Regions from separate parts of the Homo sapiens genome. Here regions 2 and 3 are each linked to region 1. A link is a contact called in ENCODE Hi-C or POLR2A ChIA-PET data. All regions are on one chromosome and are shown on one strand. The core of a region is the stretch at or near the end of the contact, and the rest is flanking DNA. Distances in the headings are between cores, read along the strand shown. Region 1 has its middle 25 kb from the start of CAPN7. Region 2 overlaps COLQ (collagen like tail subunit of asymmetric acetylcholinesterase). Region 3 has its middle 36 kb from the start of COLQ.

Region 1 (3,450 bases), core at 42-2,541:
AAATTTTGGTAAATTCTCATAGGATCATGTTCTTTTATCTTTGTTTGTAATGTAACATTCATGATTGTGCTTATTTAGTTAATGGCAATTTCCCCAACTAGACTGTGAGATCCATGAGAACAGATAACCATGTATTTTGTTTGTTTGTTCACCACATGAGCATCTAGCATAGAGCAGATACCCAAAAATATTGAGGAAGGAAAGAATAGAGGAAAAGAGAGAAAGGAAAGAGACAGCACTTATAAGGATGGAAATCTTGAACATTAATGAAAACAAATAATGGAATTAAAATTTTAGTGCTAGAAATAATTATATGAGACTGTAGCTGCTAGACATGTGGCAACTGAGCACGTGAAATGTAGCTAGTATAACAGAAACTGAACTTCATATTTTACTGAATTTTGATTTATTTTAATTCAGAGAGTCACATGCAGCTGGTGGCCCCTGTATTGGACAGTACAAGTATAAAATAAGGAGTCCAATTCAGCTATCTCAAAGAGAAGGAAAATAAGACCTGGAAAGGCAAAGTAACTCATGTAAATCCATTCAAAGAGCCAGAATTAGGACCCAGGTCTCCTGATATCTAGTCCATACCCTGAACTGCCATGAAGATTAAATTAGAAATCCATATTACAGAAAGGCAAAGACCAAGTGAGAGTCTAGACAGAGAGGGCTTGGGGAGGTTGGTATAATCCAGGGACACTTAATCCACTTGTCACTTCTGGAGTCCTGGGTCCCACCTCTCAGAAGTTTGCATAACATTGGTCATAAAGCCAAGTGGAATCTGATCATGGAAAAGGCAGACAATAAATGAACTTCAGGTCCTTTAAGCTTTATTTCCCTTCAACCCTCCAAAGTGCAGTCTTACTGGGAGAATTCAATGACTGTTCCAGGGATGGCTGACTGGCTTGTCGCCTTAACATCTCTTTCAGGGGTGATCAAATGCAAACCACGAAGTGTTTCCCTGATCTTTCAAATCAGAGGAAACCACACAGCTGTAGAATATTTTCAAGGCAAGTAAGTTTCAGTTCTATCATATGCAACTTGAGAGATGTATTACATTTTCGTAGACTGTCACTTTCTTAACCCCTCCACTAGTTCTTTGAATGTTTTAGAAGGTGTTTGAAACATGAAAAGACTGTCACAGCTTCTGTTCACAAGTGAAGGGAGTCAGAGCCAAAAGGAAAACTGAGAGAGCTTCATGGTTTTTTTTTCCCCCAACAAATAACAGCCTGTGTAATTATATTTGAATATTTAAACCTCAATATTGTCTCACTGGCACTTCAGGCTACTCAAATAATCTTCTTCTGATGAGACTTTCATCTTGGAAAGTCCCAACAATCTATTAAAATAACTGCAAAAAATTGCAGATGTGTCACTAGCACTCAGTGAAGCGATCCGTCTTGTGATGATAATTACTCCTCAGAACAGCTCTGCCGAAGAGAAAAGGCAGAATGCAGAACAGACTCCTGTTTACAAAAGCGTTTGAGAACCTAGTAATACATTTCAGAGTATGGAAGTTTTTAATATCTATTTTTTTGTCATTTGGGGTTAAGTACTGAAAAAACAAGTGCCCACCATTCACTATAAGCTTCCAGATTCTGACTAAATTCTCCTTCAATGAATCGATTGCCTCTTATTAATTCTGAAGCTTCTGTAATATTTCCTTTTAAGATGGTCACTACCACTAGATGGTTTTCAGCTTAAAGAAACCCAGGTATTACCAATCCTCTGTGACTTGAAGCCAAAACCAGCTTCAAGGAGGATGATCCCCCAAAATATCTTCCAAGTCTCCATTCTAGATGTGGACCTAGAGAAAAGAAGAAACCTTGTAATTAAAAAATGTGCCTTCATGCACTTAAAATGTGTCCAACACATTGACTATAAATTATGCCTCATGAAGTTGATTTTTTTAAAGCATAAGGATGTCTTTCCCCACATCAACATAGGCTTTATCAAAATAAAGAGGGAAATGTTCCCACATTGTTTCAATTGTGCAAGGAAAATGGTCTTGCTGATCCAACTCGGGAAGAATTTTGTAAACACCCAGAGTGTACACCTCAGACTTCACTATTTAAAGTTGTCCAGATGTGGCTATAAAAGGAGAAAGCATACAGGACATGGCATAGAACTTCCATTTCACACACTGCATTCATTTGGTGGGTCATAAACATTTCTGAATGATTTTGTTTGTATATTTATGCAAGAGTGGAATAACCTGATAAACAGTTGTGGTATGCTAAAATATTCAAGTATCTCAGGAGCACATCTGCCTGGTCAAATAAGCCTAGTCTGAAAATACCTCATACATTCTCAAAAAAAAAAAAAAGCAGAACATCAGACCTCCCTCCCCAAAGCTTAGATCCATTTCCAAAGGGGTCCATGGAAATTGTCTACTCTCAATTCCATTTCTATTTTTTTTACTCTAAGAAAGTCCATTTGTTTAAAAATAAGAACATAATAATCCCATTGAATGAGAGGTTCCAAGTGGAACAGGGAATACCTCATCTTTATATTCTTGGCCAGCCAATCTCACAGCTGCCTTCAGCAGAATGTATGTGGTTAAAAAGCAAGGACTCTTGGAGATAGACTGCCTGGGCTTGAGTCTTCGATCCACTATCTAATAGTGGATCTTAGGCAAATTGCTTCACTTTTCTCTGCCTTGGTTTCCCCATTTGTAAAATAGGGGCAATAATAGCACCTACCTTATAGTGTTATCAGGATTGAGTTCATTATTATAAAACACTTTACCCATTCCTGGCACACAGAAGGCACTCTTTAGGTGTTTGTTAAATAAAATAAACCTTCTTGGAGCCCCAATATGTAATTCAAAAGAATTCAAAAGAATTCTTCCATGTCTTTGCCATTGTGAATAGTTAAAGCACATTCTTAAACAAACCAAAGAGTTTAAGCAAGAATCTCTAGCATGTCTAAATCACTTCCTAGTCTTGGGTTCTTTAAATAGAATATTGTGTGGAAGTGATCATCACAACACCCAGGAATAGCAGACACCCAACAGCTGCGTTTCTCTTTCCAGAAAGTGTTAAGTGAAAACCACCCCCCACTCCCTAAAAACACATCTTGACTGTTCATGCTCAACTTACTCCTTAAGAGGGATTCAAAAATTTGAGATAACCATATTTATTTTATTTACTTTATTATTTACACCAACAGAAAATACTGGGAGAAGTCTTGACTTTAAAGGAAGCCCATAGGCCTTGATTCTGGTTTGAGCTTGGCTATTTGCTCTGCAGACTTGAGCAAGCTGTTTCAACTTTCAGGTTTTATGTGATGAGTCTAGAGGTCTTAGCTCTGATTTGAGACAACTACTGTATTGACCACTGTATTACAAACATGCCCTAGGGAATTGGTCCAGTGTTTTTCCAGGAAATAGATGTGCTATAATTAGATTTCTCTGTTCCTCAGTTTCTACATAACTTCCCACTAGTG
Region 2 (3,729 bases), core at 665-3,164, 290 kb after region 1:
GTGATCTGCCCACCTCGGCCTCCCAAAGTGCTGGGATTACAGGCGTGACCCACCGCGCCCAGCCAACTTTTTATTTTTTTATTTTATTTTAGTAATTTCTTTCTACATCTTTTTTTTTTTTTTTTTTTTTTGGAGACAGAGTTTCGAGATGGCACAATTTCAGCTCACTGCAACCTCCGCCTCCCAGGTTCAAGTGATTCTTCTGCCTCAGCCTCAGAGTAGCTGGGATTACAGCCGCGTGCCACCATGCCAGGCTAATTTTTGTATTTTTGTATTTTAGCAAAAACAGAACGGTTTTTGCCATGGTTGACCAGGCTGGTTTCAAACTCCTGACCTCAAGTGATCTGCCCGTCTCGGCCTCCCAAAGTGCTGAAATAACAGGCGTGAGCCACCCATGCCCAGCCTCTTTCTCTAGCTATTGCAAACAAATAAGGACTCTTTTATAACACTGTAAATTGGAAAAAACCTGCAATGTCACCTTTACTTCTAGGTTTAAGAGAATTGCTTGGAGCCATGACACTTTTATCTAGAAAAAGGTATTAGTTGATGAAATATGTTCCTGTTATTTTTCACTTAAGGTATAAATGACATCATTAATGTGCTTTTTTTCTGTCCTCTATTTGTTCTCCAGAATGCTAAAACAAATTCAGAATGGCATTTATCTCTCTTGCATAAAAGTTGAATGAGCTAAATCGTGGAGAAATTACAAAGATATTGGAGTGTCTCTGGTAGTTTCTAACTTGAAACACAAGGCATCTCTGCTGGCATCTCCTTGTGCCCTCTCTGGGAGGCTGGCCAGTACTCCAACAGTGGATCAAGTGAAGCAGTGTAGCTCTTACCTGCAGGTGGGGGGCCTGGGGGCCCCGGACGGCCAGGTTGACCAGAAGGCCCAGGCTTGCCTGGTGGGCCCATAACTCCACTATCCCCTTTCTGTCCCTGACAGAGAGAAAGGCAGAGCCTGTTATGAAAGCATGACATAGCAAGCTTCCCGCCCCATTTATCACCAAATCAGAGATCACCTTGCACTTAAGGAGCAAGAGCCCAGTGGGGGATGCAGCTCCAGAGGTCTTGACCATCGAGCTCTTAATAAGCTTAGGGCAAGTGACATTTGAGATAGTGATGGCTACAAATTTGTAGACCTTAGTTCTTGCTCTACAAATGTGGCACATGGCAGCTGAAAGGAACCAGTCAAATCTACTCTAGGCCCTGGGCAGATGAGGAAATGGAGGCCTAGAAATGAGCTATTTTCACTCATTGGCTTCCCGTTGCACTCAGGATAAAGACTTAGCTCTTTACTGCAGCCTGCGAAGCCTTGCATGGCTAGGCTTTCCAGCTTCATTCCAGCCTTTTGGCCTTTTTGGTCTTCAAGGGCACCATGTCTATTATCCCCCTTCTCAAGACCCTTCTCTCTGCCCCAAAATCTCTTCCTTCCCCCTAGCCTAGTTAACTGTCACTCACCCTTTGGCTCTCAGCTCAAATGCCCTATGGCAAAGCCTTCCCTGACCTTCCTGGATGGAGTCAGTTCACCCCACCATAAGCTCTCATAACTCAGCCTGTTTCCTTCATGGCATTTATCCCAGATCATAGCATATGGATTATTTGTGTGGTCATTTCATTGATGTCTCCCCATGAGACATACACTCCCTATGGGCTGGAATCTGTCTAGCTCACCTCCTTTCCCCAGATGAAATGAGGGAGGACAAAGATGCTAGAAACACAATGGTAGGCAGCTTTGCTGATCTGTAAATCCAGAGGTTTCACCTTGACCTTGAGACTCCAGGTAACTCATGTCATTGCTTTGTACCTCAGTTTTGTCATCTTTAAAATGAGGCCAGTAAATTTACACCCACATAGGTCTGTGAAACTAACAAAGATCTCAGATGTGAAAATGTGGTTTGTACAGAACGAAGAGCTATGTGGGGCAAGCCAATTATCACAGCAACTGGCTTGGTTCCATCTGTTTCACGTAGTTAAGTCTTGGTTTATTAAAAAGGGCACATCTGTGGCTACAGCCGTTCCACATGGAGTGTCCTCTTTTCTGCCTATTCTGGGAGTATCAAGAGCAAAGACTGGGCTCTTTGTTCTCCCTCAGGGTTGCTCTTAGGAGTCACCCCGAAACCAAGGCTGGTGCATGCTATTGACTCTTCCCCTGAGCAATTTGCTAATTGTCTGCTCTTGCCTCAGGCCTAATCAGAGCAGTGATTGACACTTGCCATTTTTGACCTGGTTCTTCTTACTACACTTGCGCCTTGGCAGGCTTGCCCACCTGATGAAATGTAATCTTCCTCAAATCTGGGGAGCAGGCAGGCTTGGGACTCCTTTCCAGCCACAACGGTGACAGGTGACCGGCTGCCTTGTCCACATGGCACTGGGGGCCGTCTTGGTAATGTGCAAGGAGTTCTTGAACTCTGAATATGGGATCCGTGAGGTCAGAGTTTATTTCTGATTCCATGTTTATGGAGGGAGTTCTTAAGCCTCAGCCTAGCTGAAGCATTCCCTGCAGTAACCAAGCTGGGTCTCAGGATGGCAAAGGAAGTCACACATCTTAATATAGCCACAGTTCAGTCTTGTTTTTCTAACGGCCATGTCAGCTGGCTCTGAGCAAAGGAAGTGCCAAAGCTTGAAGGAGCTGGAAATGCTCCTTCATTCTGACACCAGCAGTAATGGAATATTCCGCTTATCGGCCATCGCTCAGAATGAGCCACGTCTCTATCAGCAGGACTCACTGAGTAGAGCTTTCCAGGAAAGGCATTCTTTATTCCTTATTTGCCACAAAGTTGGGTGATCTCTCTCAAGGAAATTGTTTCTCAGTTACTGAAGTTTTTTTTTTTTTTTTTTTTTTTTTTTGAGAGACGGAGTCTTGCTCTGTCGCCCAGGCTGGAGTGCAGTGGCGTGATCTTAGCTCACTGCAACATCTGCCTCCTGCGTTCAAGCAACTCCTGCCTCAGTTTCCCAAGCAGCTGGGACTAGAGGTGTGTGCCACCATGCCCAGCTAATTTTTGTATTTTTTAGTAGAGGTGGGATGTCACTGTATGTTGGCCAGGCTGGTCTCGAACTCCTGACCTCAGGTGATCTGCCTGCCTTGGCCTCCCAAAGTGCTGGGATTATAGGCATGAGTCGCCACTCCCGGCTGAGAAGATTTTTATAATAAAGTCAACAGCTGCTTTCCTGGGCTTGCCTGAAGGCAAGTCCTGAAGCATGAAGGTAGCTGAGAGAAGAAGTCATGTGGGGAAAGTTGGTCTCAACTCAACTCTCTGGATTCTAATCCTGGCTTTGAAGCTGACTTCATGGAGGGGTCTTGGGCAAGCAACTCCACCTCCCTGGCCCTCAGCTTCCTTGAGAATAACCTGAGGAGACTGGATTAAGTGGTCTCTGTAATCCTTCTGGCACAGAAATTACTATCTGAAATTCCTTCTGAATTTCTGATTTTTGGCTTTGGATTGACTTAACAATAACTTTCAGAGACTCTCAGCACTGCTGGCCAACAAACAAAGAGTATGTAAGACTATGCTGGGAGATTAATTCATGATAAAAATAAATACCACATCAGGCTTCTAAGGCTAACAATTCGTTATCTCCCAACTGGAACGACCCCAACACCGAGGGTTTGCAGCACCCTCGGGTTGTTCACAATGTCTTGTCGAAAGCTTGGGCTCTTTTCTCTAACTTCTCTGAGCTCCCAGATGTGGTTTTGGTGTAGCTTTTATGATTCCAACGGAATTAGTCTCA
Region 3 (3,377 bases), core at 590-3,089, 380 kb after region 1:
TCATAATTCCCATCTGGAATGTAACTGGTTTCCTACTTTCTTTCTTCTTTTTTTTTTTTTTTTTTTTTTTTGAGGCAGAGTCTCACTCTGTCACCCAGGCTGGAGTGCAATGGCTTGGCTCACTGCAAGCTCCGCCTCCTGGGTTCACGCCATTCTCCTGCCTCAGCCTCCCAAGTAGCTGGGACTACAGGCGCCCGCCACTACGCCCGGCTAATTTTTTGTATTTTTAGTAGAGACGGGGTTCCACCGTGTTAGTCAGGATGGTCTCGATCTCCTGACCTTGTGATCCGCCCGCCTCGGCCTCCCAAAGTGTTGGGATTACAGGCGTGAGCCACCGCGCCCAGCCTGGTTTCCTACTTTCTTAAAACAGTCATATGATGTTCTACTGTAATCACTTTACATTTGCATTATTTCAGAGTCATGGGCTGCTTCTTCATTGGCATGCACTGCTTCCCCACTGCCTAACTGTCTTGAAAATAAAGGAACAAAAACAATTTGGGATTAAATATAATTTTCCATTTCATTTTCTTTTTCCTTCAGTGTCCAAAAGTCCTACCATTTTCTTGCAATGGATTTGAGACTTTTTTTCCCTATGGCACATACACTCACTTCACAAAATAAGCTGAGCTACTTCAAAGTAGCATGTATGAAATAACTGTAGAACATCTCCACTGAGCTATTGTTAACCATCATGAGTTCCCATTTAACACGTAGTTAGTGAACTCTTAAAGAGTACTATGGCTATATAGAGAAGTGAAAATACACAACCCCTGATCTCCAGGAAATGTCTAATTTACTTGAAGTAAGACCCAGTCACTTGAGAAAAGGGAAACCACTATGTCTACTTTCACATTCACCGCTAAGCAGGGATTCCAAGTGGTGTTCTCTTCTCTAAATTCTCACCTTCCTAAAATGCAGTGGCACTTATTGAGTGCCTTTTATATGCCAGGCATTGGGCTAGGAGCTTCTGGGTGGCTTTCTGAATCCCCAAATAACCCCATGAAATATGAAAGATTTCTGGAAAGACTATTAGTAGAGAAAGTAACCTAAGAAACCATTTCACTTTGGGAGGTTGAAGTGGGAGGACAGCTTGAGCCCAGGAGTTTGAGACCAGCCTCGGCAACAGTGTGAGACCCATCTCTACAAAAAACTTTAAAAATTAGCCAGTTGTGGTGGCATGTACCTGTAGTCCTAGCTACTTGGGAGGGTGAGGTGGGAGAAGTATTTGAGCCCGGGAGTTCGAGGCTGCAGTAAGCTATGACTGTGCCACTGTACTCCAGCCTGGGCAACATAAGAATACGCTGTCTCAAAATAATGATAATAATAATAAAACTCATTTCCCATTCATCTCCTCAACCCTGGATTCTGGGTTTTTCTAAATTAAGAAAACTGCCATAATCTTTCGAAGCTCAGTTTTTATGAGGCAATTGGATATTATTAACACATATAATAGGATCACATAAGAAATTCATTATTAAACTAGGGGCTACAAAATATTCTATCAAATATCTATCAACCAATAGATTCATTTTAGAGGGGTATTTTCAATATTTTATCCTTCTAAGGAAAATCTTCTATGAGGAGATTAATTTCAAGATCATTTTTACTAAATAAGCAGTCAATGGACTCTGTCAATTAGTGCCCCTGGACTAATGTGGTCTTTATACACTTAGACTGACCTCTGCTGGACAGTCTAATAACCTGTCAGCATTTTTTTTTTCTCTGAGAGTATGATTAGGAAAGGGGCATTTTCCCCAAATTTTATCTAGTATTTAGTAACAAATTTACACAGTTCAACTTACAAATATTAATCAAGCCCTCTACACCACCTAATGGCAAAATCTTATATTGCATTCGGCTGCCAGAGGTGTGTCCGGAGGCAGAGTGGGAGGAGACTGATGAGGTTACATGAACTATCCAGTCTGAATGCTCCTTTTCATAGTCTCTTCCTCCTGTGCAGGACATAAGAATACCTGAGAAATGAGGCTGCTTCCACGAGCCTGTCAGGGGCCAAGTCACAGTATCTTCTGGGTTCACCCCTAAAACTGAAGTCTACCACTTCATGGTGGTCACTTGTGCCTAAACTAGCCAGTGTAGACAAGTCTGATATGGGTGGTGCAAACAAGCTGAATTTTGATATAAAGTCCTATGCTTCAATTTATGTAAAACTGCAGATAAAAAACACGAATGACCCTGAAAATAAGTGATGCTTTTCCATTTCAAATATTCTTTTAAAATAGTGCCTGCTTCTGATAATAAAAATTACATAATTATTTTTAAAATTCTATAAAGGAAAAAATTAAATAAAAATTGCCTACAATTCCATCTACCAAGTTGTATTACAATTTTAGTTTATTTTGTGCCCATCTCTGTTCTGTAAGCAAGCAGGTATGCATGATTATGGTTATTTCCTTACTTCACTCCATTTCATTTTGTAGCTTGCCCTTTTCACACGTTGTATTGTGATTATTTTTCAATTAATAAATAATACAATTTTTATTTTATGATGATAGACCATCACTTATGTAACCAATGTCCTACTATTAAACATTGGAATTGTTCCTAAATAAAACTACGCTACATGGCCTTTTATATAAATATTTGACCAAATATTTTATTATTTCTTCAGGATATATTCCCAAATAAGCTCAATGGGGCCTGGCACAGTGGCTCATGCCTATATTCCCAGCACTCTGGGAGGCAGAGGCAAGAGGATAGCGTGAGCCCACGAGTTTGGGACCAACCTAGGCAACATAGTGAGACCCTGTCTCTACAAAAATAAAATAAAAGAGTAGCCAGGCATGGTGGTATGCGCTTGTAGTCCTAGCAACTCGGGAGACTGAGATGGAGAGATCACTTGAGTCCAAGGACGTCAAAGATGCAGTGAGCCGTGATCATGTCATTGCACTCTAGCCTGAGCAACAGAGCAAGACCCTGTCTTGAAAAAAAAAAAAAAAAAGCTCACGGGGTCAAAACTTACGCGGTATGAACATTTTTAAGACTCCAAATACCTGCAATGCTAGAATTACTCTACAGAAATGTACCAACTTCAACTTCCATCAGCAGCATAGGAGTCTCCATTTTCACTTCCACTTCACCAAAATTCAGATTAATTTAGAAAGTTCTTTGCCAAGTGGATAGGCCAGGAAAAAAAAAGGGATTTTCAGTATAACTTACATATTCATATTCATGCTTTTACTGAGCATTTATATTTTTTCTGTGAATTGTACATTCACGCCCTTTGCCCATTTTTCTACTGGCACCTTAATATTTTTCTTATATATAAGAGTTCTTTATATTTTTATTTTTTTATTTTTGAAAGGGAGTCACACTAAGTCTGTTGCCCAGGCTCAAGAACAGTGGCGGGATCTCGGCTC

The links. A loop is a pair of places that touch in the nucleus more often than their neighbours do. ChIA-PET counts read pairs that join two places held with the same protein, here RNA polymerase II (POLR2A). Pooled maps may share reads with other maps.
Region 2: a pooled map shows a loop between it and region 1 (2.4-fold over the local background). The contact joins two enhancer-like sites. A Hi-C loop is called at or near these places in 2 of 50 pooled maps. POLR2A ChIA-PET finds 5 or more read pairs at or near these places in 2 of 52 experiments (OCI-LY7 and WTC11).
Region 3: a loop to region 1 is called in a pooled map, with 3 times the contacts of the local background. The contact joins two enhancer-like sites. A Hi-C loop is called at or near these places in 1 of 168 maps with a recorded cell type or tissue (sciatic nerve) and 4 of 50 pooled maps. POLR2A ChIA-PET finds 5 or more read pairs at or near these places in 1 of 52 experiments (activated B cell).

The regions. Positions count from the first base shown.
Region 1 is chr3:15,179,165-15,182,614 of GRCh38, forward strand. It overlaps the pseudogene COL6A4P1. Among named protein-coding and RNA genes, the nearest start is that of CAPN7, 25 kb to the right of the region's middle. Within about 2 kb of position 1,292, at least 2 of the 41 ENCODE cell types and tissues checked have a DNase peak (open chromatin) inside an H3K27ac peak, as active enhancers do.
Region 2 is chr3:15,465,502-15,469,230 of GRCh38, forward strand. It overlaps COLQ (collagen like tail subunit of asymmetric acetylcholinesterase), which reads right to left. Exons shown (of 17, transcript NM_005677.4): 12 at 840-936. Among named protein-coding and RNA genes, the nearest start is that of MIR4270, 29 kb to the right of the region's middle. Within about 2 kb of position 1,915, at least 6 of the 41 ENCODE cell types and tissues checked have a DNase peak (open chromatin) inside an H3K27ac peak, as active enhancers do.
Region 3 is chr3:15,555,917-15,559,293 of GRCh38, forward strand. No RefSeq gene overlaps it. Among named protein-coding and RNA genes, the nearest start is that of COLQ, 36 kb to the left of the region's middle. Within about 2 kb of position 1,840, at least 9 of the 41 ENCODE cell types and tissues checked have a DNase peak (open chromatin) inside an H3K27ac peak, as active enhancers do.